Linked DNA regions of Homo sapiens: region 2 is linked to region 1. The links are chromatin loops, found by intact Hi-C in ENCODE. Cell type or tissue: ovary. All regions are shown on one strand. Links, peaks and the distances in the headings refer to the core of each region. The heading gives the core; the rest is flanking DNA.

Region 1 (4,395 bases), core at 239-4,238:
GATCATCAATGTTATTATACTAATAATTCCAATCACATCCCGAACACTTACTGTATGCCAGACTTGGTACTAAACACTTTACATGCATTATGTCATTTGATATGTGATTTGGCTTTATGTAGTAAGAACTAATATTATGCCATAAAAACTAAGGTTCAGAGTGCGTCTTGTAGGAATTCCTCCCCAAGAATGCATTTTCTATGAGGAAGACACAGCGTAGCAGAGGCGGGATTCAAACCACAGCAGTCTGTCTAGAATTCCTTGCTCTTAGTCATTGAGTGGGGGACATTACATTACAGTCTTAGGGATGTTCATACAGGGCTCCAAATATTTCTGACAGCACAGATATGAACAGAATTCTGTTACCATGGTGGCCATATTCACTTATCGGCAAATATGGCAATTGATGACTTAGGCCTTTCTTTGCTGGAGACAGTCTCACCTAGGAAAATGCAACTGTATATTAATAGAAGGGCTGTGAAGCTAGGAATGTATTTGTCTGGATTCCATGAATCCATTTTATTCCATTCCCTAGACCTTATGAAAACCAACTCAGTGCTTTCTCTCCAGAGGATTGGCTAAGGGATCAAACCTAGTAGGAGAAAAGAGGAATCCCCAGTGTTCTGAATGGTGTCTCCCTAAGGGAGAGATACCAAAGAAAAGCTCCACTTCTTATCACTTAATAAAGAAAAATAAAGGAATCCCTGTGATAGAAAACAACCTCATACAACAATCCAAACCAGTAATTTGCCCGGACCGGGCTATTCTCTGAAAAAGTTGTCAGAATCTCAGGAAGGATAGAGATTCCAAAGAGGCATTCAGCCAACGTAATTAACAGAGCTTACATGGCAGGCTGCCTTTGGATTTCTAGTCATGAACTGAGGGGCTGGGAAAGCAGGATGGATCCAGCAATCATCCCATCTCAATATGTTTGCACCTTGATACCAGTCCCTGGAGGACACAGGGCTGCCGCCAGCCTCACTCATCACACAGAATTAGTGGGTATGTGAGTGCTGTGGCATGGCAGCTCTGCACAGCAGTCACTGAGCGAGAAGATTTATTGCTCTATTTGACAGTCTGTTATTCACTAACTGAGCATGACACATCTGGGATTTAGAATCATCAACTTGACATCTAACAGGAGAACAAACCTTTGGGAGAGGACCGAGTCGGGGGAGACAGCAGGGGAAAGAGGCAGTTTGCAGAATAGATCTTCCATTTCCCTGCTGACCCCGATTATGGGTCCAGGCTGGAGGTCATCGCCAGATAGAAGGGAAGAAGCAGAGGCACAGAAGGTCTTGGCCTGGAGGGATATAAAAAGCTGTAGATTCAGAGCAAGAAAAGGCACGCTGGGCCCTTGCAGGGGATGCACATCTTTCCTGGTCACATTGGGCAGGCCTTTGTTCTTCTTGTCTTGTAGGAATCCATATTCCATGAGGAACACACAACAGCCTCCCTCCAGGTCTCCCTCTCTTTGCATTGAAGCAGAGTCTTGCCGCTAGAGAAGAATGAGCATTACTGCTTGAAGCCACTCTTTCGGTGATCAGACCCCAGCTGGCAAGATGGCCCCTCATCCCCTTTTCCATGCCCTGGCCCTGCCCCACCAGCTGGGTGGGCTAGGGTTGGGCCTATGCACCTGTTTATCCTCTGCATAGCCCCCTTGCATTAAAACAAGGGTAAAGACAAAACCTTTTCTTGCCCAACTTAAAGCTAAGGTTCTGTCCACAGAATTACTGCAGGCTCCACCTTTGCCATGAATAAGATAGTGGGCTCACTAATGATCAGAAAGATAATTTATTTAATCTTCATGTATCCACTGGGAGCCATGGCTCAGAGGCCCATGAATAAAAATGGCAAGTTTGCTCAGAGCATTCAAGGCAGTTCAGACAATTTGTTTAGCCTGCTGCTAAGTGCTCCAAGGACTTATACTATCCCTGCTGAAAATAGCATGCATCCATGTGCACGTGCACAAACACACACACTCATTAAACCATCTAATCTCTATGCTTATATTCTAGCAAGTAAATACAAGATGACATAAAAGTTTTAATGCCTAACTTATGCCTCTTTCGGTTCTCATTTTTTACTCCCTTATAATATGCGTGTTCCCTCTCCATTTATCTGCTCTCTTTTTCTGTGTTTCTTTATCTGTTTCTCCTCTTCTCACCTCCACCCAACCCCTCCCCGGATTTCCCCTTCTGTCTCAGCAAGTCGAGGAGATAAATAAGACAGTGAAACCACAAGCGGGGGCTCTGATTCACCCTTCCTCCTAATCCCTATTGCAAAACTCTGTAAAGAAATAGCACCAGCAATGAAGAAGTGAATTCTCTCACCAGGGAGAATTGTTCCATTTTACTCTAAACATTTCTTAAAATTTTAACTTGCAGCTCCCGCTCAAAGGACAGACATTTTTAAAGTTGAAGACAAATATGACCCTCCTTTTTTTTTTTTTTTTTTTTGAGACAGGGTCTCACTCTGTTGCCCAGGCTACAGCGCAGTGGCACAGTCTTGGCTCCCTACATATTCAATCTCCCAGGCTCAAGCAATCCTCTCACCTCAGCCTCCTGATTAGCTGGGAACCACAGGAGTTAGCCATGCCTGGCTAATTTTTTAAATTTTTGTAGAGATGGGATCTCATCATGTTGCCCATGGTGGTCTTGAATTTCTGGACTCAGGCAATCCACCTGCCTTGGTGTCCCAACATGCTGGGATTACAGGCATGAGCCACCATGCCTGGCCTGACCCTCTTTTTTGCTGATTTACTGATTTGTTAGAAGTACTAGAAAGATTACAAGCATATCAATTAGTATATAAACTCTTAGATATGATATTATACACAGTACTGATGAGGAAGGTTTAAAACAATTTAACCAAATTAAGAACCGAAAAAGCTGAAGAGGGGAAAAAACCCAAGAGTTTTTCAACCAGGAACCAAGAGTACATGACAATGAGACAACTGCCAGAAGAAAAATACTTTAAAAACCTGCTTGGAATAAGAAATAGATCAATACTGAAAAACACAGAGACCTAGACATTCCTGACACTAGGAAATCTCTCATGTACCTTCCTTTCCTCTCCTGGGATTGAGCTTTTATAATGATATGGATACCCTGAGTGTGATACTTACAAGACTGTCATCATTGGTAGTTATATTTCCTCTATTAATTCAACCCCATTCAATACCTTTTATGTCACGGCATTGCAAGGGAGGAAATCCAAGGAGTTTCTGCTTAACATGCTATGTATTTGTAGGAGTGCTGGCAAGGGGTCACCAAGTGAGGGCAGTGACCCTTCCAATGCAAGTCTTCTGGGTTAGGTTCTTATGAAGGTGATGTGTAGTAAGTGCTTCTCCTCCCTGCTGGGATATAGGTCACCATGGATCAGGGTCCTGGACCAGGCTTGGCACCTTTATGGTCAGGTAAGCATGGGTGCTCAGGGGCATTTCAGGTCATGGTTTAGAGCAGCGGTCCCTATACTTTTGGCACCAGGGATCAGGGACCTGTTTCATGGAAGACAATTTTTCCACGGACCAGGGTGAGGGGGATGGTTTCGGGACGATCCAAGCACATTACATTTATTGTGCACTTCATTTCTATTATTATTGCATTTTAATATATAATGAAATGATTATACAACTCACCATAATCTAGAATCAGTGGGAACCGTGAGCTTGTCTTCTTGAAACTAGATGGTCCTATCTGGGGGTGATGGGAGACAGTGACAGATCATCAAGTATTAGATTCTCATAAAGAGCCTGCAACCTAGATCCGTCGCATGTGCAGTTCACAATAAGGTTCATGCTCCTATGATAATCTAATGCCTCCGCTGATCTGACAGGGGCGGAGCTCGGGCAGTAATGTGAGCAATGGGGAGTGGCTATAAATACAGATGAATCTTCTCTTGCTCACCTGCTGCTCACCTCCCGCTGTGCAGCCTGTTAGGAACCCCGCTGCACAGCAGAAGGTAACGGTGGCTGTGGCCCGGGGGTTAGAGACCTCTGGTTTAGAGCTCAAAGTCTACCATCAGGCAATTCCATGTTGGCAAGATTCTAGGCAGGGCAGGAACTGCAGGAACCACCACAGCTTTGGAAAGAACCCTTAAGTCTCCTGAATCAGAGAAGCTTTTATCCTCACTGGTTAGTCTTCCCATTTGGACCCAATATCTTACTCTGAGTCTCAGAAAGTTTTGCAAATTATGCAATCCTGTGTCTCCTGAGAATTAGGATATTTCTCTAAATACTCAGAAGTGCCACCCAAGGAACCAGCCTTCTGTTGCTCAGACCAGTGCCTACAACGGAGCAGCTCAGTCCTGCTTGGCCTCTTCCTCCCACAGAGCATGTTCCCTTTACAAAAGGACACAGAGAAGTCTGGCCTGGGACTATCAGTCCACCTGGTG
Region 2 (4,395 bases), core at 116-4,115, 53 kb before region 1:
CATCTAGTCCTCACCTCTTTCACAAAGAAGAACCAAAATAGTCAGTAGATAATCACATTTCAAATAGATCAACTAAGAGAAAGCATGTAATTCAACAGGGAAGTGACAGGAAACACCAAAATCAGGGAAGGAGAGAGATGTAAGGCAGTCTCCACAGCCTGGAGCAGCTGGGAGCTTGGAAAAGCTCCCTAATGTAAGGGAAAGGTAAGTGGGTGACTCCCAGTGGTCCACATTTCCACCATAGACTCCTGAGATTCTAGCCACGGGAGAGCCTCTTGATCACATTGGCCCTAAGACTAACACAGCCACCACCACCACCAGTGAAAACTGCTTAGGTCCTGGAGAGTTGTTCAACCAATGCTACTGCCATTAGTCATGCCAGAGCTCTGACCAGGGACCTGAGAACCTGCCCATTTTCCCAGCCCACCACTGCCATTCCCAGTACCCAAGTCAGCCACTTGGAGGCCCAAGAATTGACCTATCTAGACCAGCTAACACTGGTGCCAGCACATGGGACCCTGGGGCCCAAGGACAGACATTCTCAGCCTGCTGCTGCCACCACTAAATCCCAAAGACTGGGCCACCTGGCATTCCAGTCACTAGCAAAATATTATCACAGGCCTCCACTAACAACCACACCCCAAACCACCAAGAAAATCATAGACATCACTAATGCAGTTTATGGCTGAATAAATTGTGCAGAGACTACAATACTACAGGCAACCAGAATAAAAGCCAAAGTGCCTTACCCAGCCACACCATAGACACATCTTCAGGGAAAAGTCCTCCCCTGTGAAAGCAAATTCAAAAAATTAGAAACAACTGTTACACCAGTCATGCAGATATCAACATCAGAACACAGGAAACATGAAAAAGCAAGAAAATATGATACCTCCAAAGAAACAAAATAATTCTCCAGTAACAGATTTCTATCAAAAAGAAATTTATAAAATCCCAGAAAAATTTCAAAATAATCATATTAAAGAAGCTTGGTGAGATACAAGAGAATTCCAAAAAAAAGTACAAAGAAATCAGAAAAACAATTCAGGGTATGAATGAGAAATTTATCTAAGAGATAAATATCATTAACAAACAAACAAACAAATAGGAATTCTGGACCTGAAGCATTCATTGAATGAAGTACAAAATACATTCAATAGCTGTAACAACAGATTAGACCAAGTGAAGAAAGAATCTCAGAACTTGAAGACGGGTCTTTTGAAATAAACCGTTCAGACAAAAAAATTTTAAAGAATAAAGAACAATGAGCAAAGCCTATGTGACATAAGGGGTACCATAAAGTGACCCAATTTTCAAATTCTCTGTGTCTCAGAAGGTAAAGAGAAAACAAAAGAGTTGGAAAACCTATTTAATGAAATAATAGATGAAAACTTCCCCAAGTCTAGCAAGATATTTATACATTCACATACAGGAGGCTCAGAGATCCCCAGATAGATACAATTCAAAAAGATCTTTTCTATGGCACATTACAGTAAAACTGTTAAAAATAAAAGACAAAAAGAATTATAAAAACAGCAAGAAAAAAAGAAAGTCTAGTCACTTGTAAAGAAACCTCCAACAGGCTAACAGTAAATTTCTCAGCAGAAAACTCACCAGGACAAGAGAGAATGGGATGATATATTTAAAGTGTTAAAAGGAAAAACTGTCAGCCGAGGATACCATACACAGTAAAATGAAGAAGAAATAAAGTCTTTCCCAAACAAGCAAAAGCTGAAGCAATTTATCATTACGAGACTGGCCCTAATGGTATCTATCATCATGAAAATGCATGAAAATATAAAAACCACTGGTGGAGCAAACACAGAAACAAGGAATAGACTCAAATATTACCACTACAAAAAGCCACCAAGCCACAATAATGAACAATCAGAGAGTAAGAAATGAACAATACAAACCCAAAATCAAATAATAGAAGGATAGCCCCTCACATATCAGTAATACCTTGAATATAACTGGATTAAACTTTTTCACTTAAAAGATATAGACTGGTTGAGTGGATTTTAAACTATATGCTGCCTACAAGATATTCATCTCACCTGCAAAGACACATATAGACTGAAAGTAAAGAGATGGAAAAATATATTCCATGCAAATAGAAACCGAAAGTTAGCAGGAGTATCTATACTTATATCAGATAAAGCAGACTTTAAGTCAAAAACAGTAAAAAGAGACAGTTATTATATAATGATAAAGGGATCAATTCAACAAGAGTTGAACATATATGCACCCAACACCAGAGCACCCAGATATATAAGGCAAATATTATTAGATCTAAAGAGAGAGATCGACTCCAATACAATAATAATTGGAGACTTTAACAACCCACTCTCAGTATTATACAGATCATCCAGGCAGAAAATCAACGAAGAAACACTGAATTTAAACTGCGCATTACACCAAATGGACCTAACAGACACTTACGGAACACATTGTCCAGTAGCTACAAAGTAGGCATTCTTCTAATCAGCACATGAAACATTCTCCAGAATAGATCACGTGTTACAACACAAAACAAATCTCAATAAATATTTTAAAAATGAAAATCCTATCAAGTATCTTCTCAGACCACAATAGAATAAAACTAGAAATCAATAACAAGAGGAACACTGAAAAGTGTACAAATGCATAAAAATTAAGCAACAAGCTTCTGAATGAATGAACACTGGGCCAAGAAGAAATTAAGCAGGAAATAAAAAAATTTATTGAAATGAGAAAACTGAAGCACCACATACCAAAACCTAAGCAATACAGCCAAAAGAGCACTAAGAGGGAAGTTTATAGCAGTAAACGCCTACATCAAAAATATGAAAAGATTTCAAATAAACAATCTAACAATGCACCTCAGGGAACTAGAAAGGCAAGAACAAACCAAATCCAAAATTAGTAGAAATAAAAAAATAATAAAGATCAGAGCAGAACTAAATGACATAAAGACTGAAAAACTATAAACAATCAACAAAAGAAATAGTTGATTTTTAGCAAAGATTAACAAAATCAATAAATCACTTGCTGGATTAACCAAGAAAAAAGAAAATAGACCAAAATAAATAAAATCAGAAATGAAAAAGACATTACAGCTGATACCACAGACATATGAAAGATAATCAGACTATTAAGAAGAACTATACACTAATGCATTGGAAATCCTAGAGGAAGTGGATAAATTCTTGAATACCTACAGCCTACCAAGATTGAATCAAGAAGAAATAGAAATAGAAAACTTGAACACACAAATAATGAGTAATGAGATTGAATTATTACTAAAAAGTATCCCAAGAAAAAGAGTCCAGATTATTTCACTGCCAAATTCTACCAGGGTTACAAACAAGCACTAACACCAATTCTCCTCAAACTATTCCAAAAAATTGAAGAAGGAGGAATGTTCCATAACTCATTCTATGAGGCCAGCATTACCCTGATACCAAAACCAGATAAAGACACAACAAACAACAAAACTAGAGATTGATGTCCCTGATGAACACAGATGCAAAAATTCTCAACAAAATGCTAACAAAATAAATCCAGCAGCACATCAAAATATTGATGTCATGTTCAAGTGGGATTTATTCCAGGGATGCAAGGATGGTTTAACATATTGAAATCAATAGGCCGGGTGCAGTGGCTCACTCCTGTAATCCCAACATTTTGGGAGGCCGAGGTGGGTGGATCACCTGAGGTCAGGAGTTCAAGACCAGCCTGGCCAACATGGTGAAACCCCATCTCTACTAAAAGTACAAAATTAGCAGGATGTGGAGGCTCACGCCTGTAGTCCCAGCTCCTCAGGAGGCTGAGGCAGAAGAATCGCTTGAACCCGGGAGGCAGAGGCTGCAGTGAGCCAAGATCATGCCACTGAACTCCATCCTGGGCAAGACAGAGTGAGACTCCATCTCAAAAAAAAAAAAAAAAAACCACAATAAATATGCTATATCACATCAACAGAATGAAGGACAAAAACCATGTAATCATCTCAATAGACACATGAAAAGCTTTGATAAAATTCAACGTCTCTTCATGATAAAAACTCTTAACAAACTAGACACAGAAGGAACATACATCAAAATAATAAAGTCCAAATATGGCCTTTATGTGACAGACCCACAGGCAGCATCATACTGTATGGGGAAAAGCTGAAAGCCTTTCCTTTAAAAACTGGAACAAGACAAGAATGCCCACATTTACCACTCCTATTCAGCATAGTAATGGAAGCCCTAGCCTAAGCAACCAGGCAAGAATAAGAAATAAAAGGCATCTAAAGTAGAAAAGAGAAAGTCAAATTATCCCTCTTTGCTGATAATATGATCTTATAACTACAAAAACCTAAAGATTCCCTTAAAAAACTCTTAAATCCCATAAATAAATTCAGTAAATTTATAG

Evidence for each region. A loop is a pair of places that touch in the nucleus more often than their neighbours do. Peaks named below come from ENCODE experiments on the same cell type or tissue, not always from the same donor. Only the 100,000 strongest peaks of a DNase experiment are listed, where the experiment ranks them.
Region 2: a loop joins it to region 1, with 4 times the contacts of the local background. A loop is called at or near these places in 1 of 110 quality-filtered maps.

What each region holds. Positions count from the first base shown.
Region 1 is chr6:137,387,108-137,391,502 of GRCh38, reverse strand. No RefSeq gene overlaps it. Among named protein-coding and RNA genes, the nearest start is that of OLIG3, 110 kb to the left of the region's middle. In ovary, for the core only: no CTCF peak of the experiment used is centred there; a DNase peak (open chromatin) is centred at 2,190.
Region 2 is chr6:137,440,152-137,444,546 of GRCh38, reverse strand. The region is part of intron 3 of LOC102723633 (a long non-coding RNA gene); the gene reads right to left. Among named protein-coding and RNA genes, the nearest start is that of OLIG3, 52 kb to the left of the region's middle. In ovary, for the core only: no CTCF peak of the experiment used is centred there; no DNase peak of the experiment used is centred there.